2 separate regions of the Homo sapiens genome follow, and region 1 is linked to region 2. The links are chromatin contacts, found by Hi-C or POLR2A ChIA-PET in ENCODE. All regions are on one chromosome and are shown on one strand. The core of a region is the stretch at or near the end of the contact, and the rest is flanking DNA. Distances in the headings are between cores, read along the strand shown.

Region 1 (5,395 bases), core at 1,658-4,157, 100 kb after region 2:
CAAAGCAGCTCCTTCCAGGCCTTACCGCTAGAGGGGAGGGAGTCCTTAAACATCTCGTAGAACTGAGTCAGGTACATCACCATGGACAGCTTATCAGGCTCCCCCACGGAGGCCATTTCTTTGCCTGTCATGATGGGAGAAATGCCCAATTCCTTCTCAGCAATGTCAAAGGCCAGTTGGTTATTCTTCTCCACATTTTGCTCATCCAAAGAATCAAAATCTCTGAGAAACAGGACAAGGAAAACATATCAAGATAGGTTGACAGTCCTTAAACAGAAACGCAGTATCCTGGAGTCATCGTCCTTTCTCTGTTTTCAGCTAAAATCCAGGGTGCTGTGCATCGCTGACATTTGAGAGCAAACCTGTCTTATCTCACCTCTTGTTCTTTTTCTTTTTACTGAGGAAAAGCAAAGCAACCTCAGGAAGTGATGAAAGGTCTACCCACCAAAGAAAAAAAGGGAGAAAGTCAAAAAACGACTCTCATTTTTCTAGTAACACAAATTTACTACTAAAATGTGAGCTCGAGAATAGGGACTGGCTGGGCACAGTGGTTCACACCTGTGATCCCAACACTTTGGAAGGGTGAGGCAGGAGAATTGCTTGAGCCCAGGAGTTCAATTTAAATTAAAAATTTAATTCAAATTAAAAATTAGCTAGGCATGGCGGCATATGCCTACAGTCCTAGCTACTTGGGAGGCTGAGGCAGGAGAATCACTTGAGCCCGCAAGTTCAAGGTTGCAATGAGCTATGACTGTGCCACTGCCCTCTATCCTGGGAAATAGGGCGGGACCTGTCTCTAAAAATAAAAATAAAAAATAATAGGAACTATCTTTAATATATCTTGATCCTTGTGTATGGCCCATCCACATTAAACTAATGTCAAAACATGATACATCTCCCATTTGGATCAGATTGCTCCTACAGGCCTGGGACTATCACCCACCATGGCCCTTAGACCTGACAAGCTGTTAAGGTACTAAATCAGCTCTGATCAATCTTAGCCTTCTCCTGGAGGGGAAATTCCAAAATCCTCCTCAAAAAATTTTTCCATTGCTAAGTTTCCTATTTAGATTAATGGCCATTTCCTACTGGGTTTAAGCCTCTTGCTTTTCAGAAGACTGATCGCATTCTTCTTTACATGACTTCAGGTTAACCCAGCAGCCCTTAATTCTGTGTTAATCTAGGATCCCACAGCATTTTCCATTTTCTCAAACTCCTCCTCACCATAGGTTCAGCCTCTGAAACTATGACCTCACTGCTGCTGAACAGTGCCGCGCTGTCCCTGTGCTGCTTTGCCTTCCTAGAAGACGGTCCCCTAACCTTCTCCAGGCGCCCCTCCACCCCCACCTGCTAGGCTCCCTCAACCACTTCTGCCTGTTCCCTTTGGAACAGAGCTGACTCACCTGCCCATCCTCTGCCACTGATCACAATCTTTCCCAAGCTGCTCTTCCTTGCCCTACCCCCTTTCTTTGGCAGGAGTGAATAAGCCCTATTTTTACTTACTTGCTATCAACTTCTGGGTGAGCTAAGTGACAGGAGCACCAGAGGTCACTTACCTCCATCCAAGCACACCAGAAATCCCCATTTGTAATCCACACTGCACAAGGCTATTTTTACCAGCTCTTGCCTTGTCAGTTTATAACCATCATATAAATAGCAACTATATCTTGTAGGATTCCTTAAGCAATCATTAAACAAAACAAACAGAAATTGGCCCCTTAAGTGGACCTAATGATGAAAAGGACAGGAAACCAAAATAATGCAACATGCTCTGCTTCTGAATCCTTCGGTTTGGCTTCCGTGGTAACAAATGCCGATGGGGGAACCTGGGTGTGCTGGTCCCCGCAGCTGACCTGGGGTCACCCTAGAACTCTGATTCTGTAGACAGGTGAGTGGAGAATGGCCAAAGGAGATGTCACTGGGATAGGTGGGTAGGACAACAGAGTATGTCTGTAAAAAACGCAGTCTTTAACACAGAGAAAATACCAATGAACCATCATAAATTGGTCAACTGTTCATGATGTTTTGCTTTGTTAGTAGTGACACATTTGCCTTGAGCTGGCCAAATGTTCTAGCCAGGTTTCCCTTGTGACCCATAGAATTTGAGAGACAGCTGGCCGAAATGAAGAGTTCAACCGGGGCCAATAAACAGTTTTCCTTTGTGGGAAGCTAACAGGCCCAGGTGGGTGTCAAAACCAGTTTTTGACTTATGAGTGTTGTGATTTTTAAAACTCAGCTATAGGAGCACAAAAAAAAAAATTGGAAAAAAACAAAAATAAAAATCATTCCTGGGTTGAGCTATATAATACATGACATACAGAGTTTCAAATATAGTGAAATCAAAATCACTGCCTTCTAGAGAAAGTATCTTACTATGTACCTCATTCTAGGAAAAAGGACAAAATGTTACTTGATAGCAGAGTGGTCTGAGATCCTTGAGGAGTATAAAAAAACACAAAGTTTGATCACAACTTACATCAGGTCAGGGCGGTATCTATGGATAATTGCACAAAGGGCCAAGCCACTTTTCCAGGACATGGTGAGATCTGTCACGTTTACCCCTGCATAGCCATCTGTCTGCCTCTGGCACCAACCCAGCAGTTTGCTTGAACGAGCTACAGACTCTAAAACAACAAAACACAGTATTATTGGAGGTGTGGTCACCTGGTAATGCTGACAGAGAATCCTCTTTGTAGGACACATGTCCCCTTTGAAAAATTACTGAGGGTAGGGACGAAACAGTCAACACTAGTTTCCATGCAAAGAAAACAGTGAGGAACAAGGTTATGCAAATGGTATCATGACAGCGAATTCTAAGAAAAGAAACTACTAGTTTATCCAGACTCTAAGGTCAACGTCCACCCCCCAGTACCCTGAGGGACCACAGCCTGACAGCCACAACCTGCTGTCCCCACGGCACTGAGGTGGAGGAGCGCCACCTACTGTGTGGCCAGCCTGGCTTACAGCAGCTCTGAGTTCCCGGACAGTCGCTGGCACCTAGCTGAGGAAGCCTACCCCCTCCAAAGTAACACTGGGAAGAGGAGAGGAGAAAAGGCTCCATTCTATAGGGTGGCACGTTCAACCCAAAGCACCCAGGCCTCGCCCTTGCACTTCCAAGGCACTGTATAACTTGCCAAGAGAAGAAGCCCTGCAGGGCTCCGCTGACAACCCTGGGGCCCCAGACCAGACAGTCCCCGAACAGAGCTTGGCACCTTGTACTATGAATTCTCAACCCTGAGAAACTGAATAGGCAAACACATGTGCTGGGATGCTTTTTACAGTTCATTGAAACGTCTTCTAAAACCCGAACAGCCTCTTTAAAAATCCTATTATTAATCACATCAGAAGAGCTCTGATATCGGCCATTCAAAAGAATCTATGAACTATTTATATCCAAGAAAGTCTGTTCCCTTACCGAGGGCAACTGAAGTTTGTACTAAGTCATTTAGTAATTTGTGAACATAAGCTAAAAACCAAGTATCATGAAAATCCTGTTTCATTTAGGTTTTTCGCCATGAAAATGTATTCTGCGATAACACATAAAACCACCTTCTGGTGCCATCTCTTGGCTCAGAAATGAGCTTTTACTCAGATCTGTCTCCTATGTGTATATCCAACCATCCAATATGTAACAGGCAACTTCAATATTCCATGCTCTAAAATAAAAACAGTGAATAAAGATACACTCTCTGCTTTCAAAGAGAAGACGCTCCAGTGGAGAAAAATGCAAATGTTTCCAACTGCCTGCTGGTCCTCACATCCACCCTGGCATCCCAATGGCACGTCAAATTCACAATGTCCAAATGACTCAAACCTCTCAACCCTCTCAGCCCTCCCTCTGCCTTGCCTACGCTGATGTAGCACCATCTACAAACACCTACCTCTTGCCCCACAAGGTGATCAATTGCCCCTGCCCATCGACTTCACCTCCTTACCATTCTCTCTCACATAACCAACAATGGCAATGACCATCCACCACAGGCCCGGCACTCATGATCACAATGTGAGGTAGACACTGCTGCCCCCACTTCACAGACAAGGAAATCGAAGTTCAGAGCTATTCAATCACCTCTTCGAGGCCGCACAATTCACCAGCAGCAAAGCTTGGCCTGGGACCCAGTTGCACCTGGCCCAAAGTCTGAGGTCTCCTCCACTGCCTCCTCCCTTCTTCATCCCCAGCATCAGGCCCAGATCTGGGCCTCCACCACCTTCAGCCTGACTATGGCGAGGTCTTTCTACCTGGTCTCCCTGCCTCTGGTACTTCCCTCCTCCAACCCCTCTCACGTGTGGCTGACCAGGTGTACTCATGTCATTCTCTTTCAAAAAAGTATTCAGGGCCTTCAATACATACAAAATCTGGAGTGGTCCTCACCTGTCACTGAATCCTGGCTATGTTGCAGGACCCAGCCAAAGACTTTTTCCACAAAGTCTTCTCCCGAAACCTTAGCTCTCACACTCTCTCCCTCTCTCCCCTCTGCCCCGCGTCTGTACCTGGTTTCTCTCTGTGCTCTCGTAACACCTCAGGCCAAGGTAATTCCGTGTGGTGGAGGCCTGTCTCGTGCACTGCGGGATGTTCAGCAGCATCCCTGGCTCCTGCCCACCCCCAATCATGACCATCAAAAATGTCCCCAGACAACTACCAAGTATCCCCTGGAGGGCAAAATCACCCTGGGTTGAGAGCCACTGTCTCAGACAGTACTTCGGCCACTGCCTCGGACCGCACCTTGTGGCTCAGGGAATGAGTATAGACTTCTCTGAAGGGGCTGCCTGCATTTTAAAAAGCCACCACCAGAACTCACCATTGCGAGTCAATTTGGGGGTGGTTCGGGAATTCACCAGGCTCTCCATTTCCAGGTGAATATCTTTTGTTTCGCCAGTATCATATAAATGGCGCACCTGGCAGAAATTTACAAAGTCAAACAGAAAGAAAATCAAATATCAAGTAACAAATTCCTACCTAAGAGCAGAATGGCTGAAAGGAAAGTCTGGGATAGAAGGCTGGGTAAAGTTCAGACAGAAGTTAGGATGATGACCTTTAAATCTTTTATGAAATAAGGTGGGGTTTGAGAAAAACAAACACATTTTAACTGTGGGACTTTGTGCTAGAAATCAGCTACACAGGGCCGGGTGCGGTGGCTCACACCTATAATCCCTATAGTTGGGGAGGCCGAGGCCAGCAGATGGCTTAAGGCTAGGAGTTTGAGACCAGTCTGGGAAACACAGGGAGGCCTCGTCTCTACAAAAAATTTAAAAATTAGCTGTAGTCCCAGCTACTTGGGAGGCTGAAGTGGGAGGATCCCTTGAGACCAGGAAGTCAAAGCTTCAGTGAGCTGAGATAGTGCCACCACACCCCAGAGAGCCTGGGCAACAAAGCAAGACTCTGTCTCAAAAAAAA
Region 2 (5,101 bases), core at 1,271-3,770:
GGGAAAGGGAGCTGCTGGCTGCCAGGTGCCTCTCTCTCCTTTTCTCCCGAGAAAGACCTGGCAGCCACTCTGCCGGGGAGACAACCGGGGGCTAGAGGGGCAGGCCCTGGGCCGGGCGCAGTGGCTCACGCCTGTAATCCCAGCACTCTGGGAGGCTGAGGTGGGCGGATCACCTGAGGTCGGGAGTTCGAGATCAGCCTGACCAACATGGAGAAACCGCATCTCTACTAAAAATACAAAATTAGCCGGGCATGGTGGCGTGTGCCTGTAATCCCAGCTACTCAGGAGGCTGAGGCAGGAGAATCACTTGAACTTGGGAGGCGGAGGTTGTGGTGAGCCGAGATCGCGCCATTGCACTCCAGCCTGGGCAACAAGAGCAAAACTCTGTCTCAAAAAAAAAAAAAAGAAAAAAGAAAAAAGAAAAGAAAGGCAGGCCCTGGACACTCATGGGGGCTGACCACTGAGAGGCTCCTCTCGCCTGCTGGGCCGGGTGCCTGTGGGTTGAGCAGCCCCTCAACGCTGACACTCCAGCACCCATCTGGACAAATCCCTCATCCTTGACGATGGCCTTGTGAAGACCCAGGGACCCGTGGCCTGTCCCTGGAGCTGCTGCTGGGACACCAGCTCTGACCTGCTGCCTGGGTGGAGGGGTGGCTGGGGCAATGGGGCCGGCTGAACCCTCTGGGAACACGGACTCCACGGGGGCCCAGCAAGTTCGTGAAACAGGGAGGCTGGCCTCGAGCTGCAGGGGGCTGCCTCCCGAGTCCTCCTAGGGTTCTCCCATCAGGAGGCATCTGTGCATCTACACGGGGCCCGACTCCGGAACCTCCAGCCTTCCCACGTGCTCCCCCATCCTAAGTTGGTCAGCAGTCCCAAGTCGGTGGGAGGAATGCGAGGCGCCGGCCGGGTGAGTGCTGTGACCAGGCTGACGTCGGGGGAAGAGACAGGAACACATCCCGCCAGGACACCGAGCTGGTGCTCACCTAACTTGTGCTCCCTGCCGCCCTCTTGTGGGTGGGCAGACACCAGCAGCTTCAGTCAGTCTCGTGTCACACAGCTGCGCGAGGTAGCTCCACACGCACCTACGCGTCTGGAGGATGCTATCCCTGGCTACTTTGGGGACCACTCAATACTGGCAGCCTCACCACGGTTCAGGTGTTGACTGTCCAGGGAGGCCCTCAGCCCCATCCACCTAGTCCTGAGCCACCCCACCCTGGCCCCACCCTGGGCCCCACGGCTGGAAACAGCCTGCTCCAGTACTGGATGTGCACTCTGTGGCTCGGACGCCGCGGGGGCATGAAAAGGGGCTGTGTGTGCAGCACAGGGACTGTCTTCCTCCTCCGTCCTGGCAGTAGGTGGCTTCTCTGGCAGTGTGGCTGTGGCACATGTGGCCTACCCACAGCAACTGGACTCCTCTGCCTTCCCCGGCAAAGCCCCCGCTGCAGGAAGACCTTGGGGCAGGGGGCACACGAAGAGGCTGCTGAAAAAGCTCCTGGTGAAGCTGAGCAGCCACAGGCTGTTGGGAGGGCCACGGGCCTGGTCTCATAGGCTCCTGTGCTGTGTGCGGCAGGAGGCTCCGGCCCCCGGCCAGTGTTTGGGTGGTATGGCCTCACCCTCCTCACTGGGCATCACTGGGGAGGTCATCCGAGCAGGGGACACGAAGAGGGGAGGGTCTAGCACGTGGGCCAGTGTGGCCAGCTTATAAAATGGAATAAAATGGCATGTCTTGTCCCTTCATTTTTGGCTGATTCTTAAGATGGGACTATGTGAGGATTCAGGGTTCAGGAGGGACTTTGGAGCTGTTAAAGATGTGGTGGTTCATGAAAGAAGAGCTTCTTGTTTTTTGTTTTAAAATAGTTTTTAAAATTTAAAAATGATAGAGCCTATACTTTTTTTTTTTTTTTTTTGACAGAGTCTCACTGTCACCCAGGGTGCAGTGGCACAATCTTGGCTCACTGCAACCTCCACCTCCCAGGTTCAAGCAATTCTCTTGCCTCAGGCTCTCCAGTGTGCCACCACACCCAGCTAATTTTTGTATTTTTAGTAGAGACGTGGTTTCGCCATATTGGCCAGGCTGGTCTTGAACTCCTGACCTCAGGTGACCCTCATGCCTCGGTCTCCAGAAGTGCTGGGATTACAGGCGTGCGCCACGGCGTGTGGCCTTTTTGTGTGCTTCTGACAGTGGCTCTGGCCTGGCCCAGCAGCCTTCCTTTCTGGTGTCCTCCCTAAAGCAATACTTATCATTTCCTGCCACCTGAGGTGGCTGTGAACTGCAGCCCAAGGCTGCCTGGTGCAGCTCTGACAAGCAAGCCCTTCTGAGGAACAAGAGCCTGGGGGTCAGGTGACTACCAAGCCCCATTTCCTTTCCCAACAGGCAAGTGACCCAGCTCTCCTTGTACGGGATGTCCTCTAGGGCCACAGGATATGCACTTTGAGCTGCTCATCCATTTTTGTCCTCTGTTCTACCTGACACGCCCACATTTGTCCCAGCCAGGCCTTTCTTTGTTCTGGAATAGCTGGGAACGCAGCTGGAAGGACTGGGAGCCAGCTTCCACTGAGTGGCTTCTAGCTGCCTGTAGGCGGTGTGGCTCACGTGCACAGAGCTGCTGCGGTCTTTCCCTCCCTGCATGGCGCCCCTGGATGGTCACAGGGTCAGCCGTGCTCCCAACAATGCAACACACCGAGGGAGGGGTTAGAGAGACAGCTGGGGCGTGCCTCGGAGGCTTCTTAGAACAAAGAAAGAGGAGCTGGCCAGGACTGTTCCCTGTAATCTCCTGGGGACAATTTTCAGGCTAACGAGCAGTGACCCTACGCACTGAATGACCTCGAGATCGTTGAAACATCTGAAAGGTTTAGGCGTGGGTGCTGCAGACCCCATGCCATGGACTCCCGGGTCAGCTGTGCTGCAGGACAGAGCCAGGCAGGGCTGGAAGGAGGGCTGCCAGGACCACAGCATCACCCTGACTCAGAGTATCTCCAATTCAAAGAGCACACTTCCCTTCCAGAAGCTACTGGGGCTTCGTCTGAAGAGTGGCTGCTTCTCAAACTTGGCTGCCTAAGACATTTACTCAAGTGACAGCAGTTGTGGCTGAGCCAGGATATTATGGAGGACTAAAAAAAAGCACGAACTTAAAAAAAACCATGTATTCTTTAAACCGTCTTGCACGCACCCAGGCACGAGCTAGATGCGTCATACCTTGCACCTACACCATCCACCTGAAAAATACAGTAAAATGACTTAAGAAACACACTATTTATTTGAAAAACTTTTATTTTGCATAAAACAGACCCATTCCCTTTGTGGGTCAGATGTTACCACCTTTAAAAAAATGTTTTTTAACTCTCCTTTCTGTCCCACTGAAAAATTTATTTTGAAAGGGTTAAGAAGAGTCTATCATTGCTGGTCAAAATCGGCCTGAGGATGGCCGCCAGGGACAGAGGCCTGAAGGCATCATCTGGGCAGGCCTGGAAGCCCACGGGGTGCAGCATCCTCAAGCCCAGGGGCGGGAGCGCCTCCGGCCTGCCCTCCAGGGAAGCTGCATGTGGACCTCCACGGTATTCAGCCTCCAGTTTAGTCAGCCTTGAGTCTGGGCTGCTCCCGCACCTGGTGTTTTATGCGTGTGATATATGTGTATCCATCCTGCTTCCCTGCCTTCAAGGGAAGACTTAACTCTCCGAGAGAAAACCTGCCTGGAGCTGCGCACATTCTCACAGCTTGAGAACGCTTGACGCAGGAAGTCACCAGAGTACTCAAGTCAACCGCAAACTAGTGGTTACAAAATGGGAGCTTTAAAAAAAGTGCTCTACTAGAACTGGGTGTCCTCACAGTCGGGAGCAGAAGGCTGGGGCGCAGGCCTGCGGCTCTGCGGCGCCTCTCTGCAAAGGCTCGGGTCCACCTTCCAGACTGCAGGCTGCCGTGTGTGCTGTGGAGGATGCCACAGTGTTAAGGCTGACCAGGACCAGAAGGTGACACTGGGCTCTCCTGCTACGTCTGGCCACTTACAGCAGATCCCTAGGCCACACTCCTTCCAAGCCACTTTGCAAACTGTTTCCCTGTTGTGGGGCCAGCAGGAGCTACAAGGGCCGAAGGCGGCTCTGCCGGGGCTGGACCGGTTTTGTGGCATTCGAGGAGAGGTCTGGGAAAGGCCACGCAGGCAGTGAAGGTCTTTTCCCACGTCCAATTTTATGGGACGACTGGGGTTTGAAGATGGAATCTAGAAACCCTCCTCTCCCCTTTTTTAAGTAAAGAGAAAAGAAAAGGAGACCTTTGCCTCACGTGAGAACAGGTGGAGAATCAGCGCTGTGGCGGCCACTAGCGGCGTTATCTCCCGGATGTGCATGGGAGAGAGATGGCAGCTTCTGGACAGACAAGGATGACACAGGTTCTTTGCTCCTTTGCAGCTGGGATGAATGTTCAAGTTGAAGCACAGTGTGGTTCCCATGGAAAGCCCAAGGTCAGCACAGCCACTCAGCCTGCTCCACTGCGGGACGCCTTGGAGGGGCCAGGCCTCTGCTCCCAGCTGGCCCCAGCCCACGGAGGCGGCAGGCGGCTGGAGCGCCCCTGGCAGGCGGGTCTGGTCCGGATGGCTCCTCGCTGGGCTATGTGCTGACTGCTTTGATGGACAAGCACCCCACCCCGATTAGCTCAGTGGCTTGATGAGCTGTACACAGCCAGGCTGGTGCGGAACCGTGAGAAAGGAACAGTTTGGCTATAGGAGCTAGTGATTCGGGGCTCGCCCTTTATGTCCCCATGAAGATCCGGCACAAGGCAGGTGCCCGTCGCCTTCGGAAGGAAGGGCGGGAGTCGCTGATCTGCTTGAGAGGCACCAGCCTGCATCCCAGCATCCACTGCAGCACTCGCGTTTCCGTCTGGGTGAATCTTAGGCTGGGAGGAGGGAATTCTCACCAGCCACATGATTCCAGGGTCCCACCTTGCACCCTCTTGGCCTGTGTGGATGAGGGCCCATCCTGAAACCTTCTTTAACATATGTGCGGAGGAAGGTGATGCCCTGGCCCCCAAACTGAGACAAGGGCGAGTTCTGCAGAGCCGGAATTCTCACTGGGAGGGTGAGAGTGGCAGCTCTGCTGTTGGCCTGGCCCA

What was found. Hi-C counts contacts between places; a loop is a spot of excess contacts on that map. ChIA-PET counts read pairs that join two places held with the same protein, here RNA polymerase II (POLR2A). Pooled maps may share reads with other maps.
Region 1: a loop to region 2 is called in a pooled map, with 3 times the contacts of the local background. The contact joins two enhancer-like sites. A Hi-C loop is called at or near these places in 3 of 50 pooled maps. POLR2A ChIA-PET finds 5 or more read pairs at or near these places in 3 of 52 experiments (HEK293, T-cell and WTC11).

What each region holds. Positions count from the first base shown.
Region 1 is chr22:17,889,009-17,894,403 of GRCh38, forward strand. MICAL3 (microtubule associated monooxygenase, calponin and LIM domain containing 3) reads right to left here. Exons shown (of 32, transcript NM_015241.3): 11 at 4,800-4,896; 12 at 2,477-2,624; 13 at 26-222. Among named protein-coding and RNA genes, the nearest start is that of MIR648, 89 kb to the right of the region's middle. Within about 2 kb of position 2,908, at least 13 of the 41 ENCODE cell types and tissues checked have a DNase peak (open chromatin) inside an H3K27ac peak, as active enhancers do.
Region 2 is chr22:17,784,396-17,789,496 of GRCh38, forward strand. MICAL3 (microtubule associated monooxygenase, calponin and LIM domain containing 3) reads right to left here. Exons shown (of 32, transcript NM_015241.3): 32 at 3,254-5,101. Among named protein-coding and RNA genes, the nearest start is that of LINC00528, 9.7 kb to the left of the region's middle. RefSeq lists enhancers at 516-3,697, 858-967, 2,218-2,267 and a silencer at 4,126-4,338. Within about 2 kb of position 2,521, at least 18 of the 41 ENCODE cell types and tissues checked have a DNase peak (open chromatin) inside an H3K27ac peak, as active enhancers do.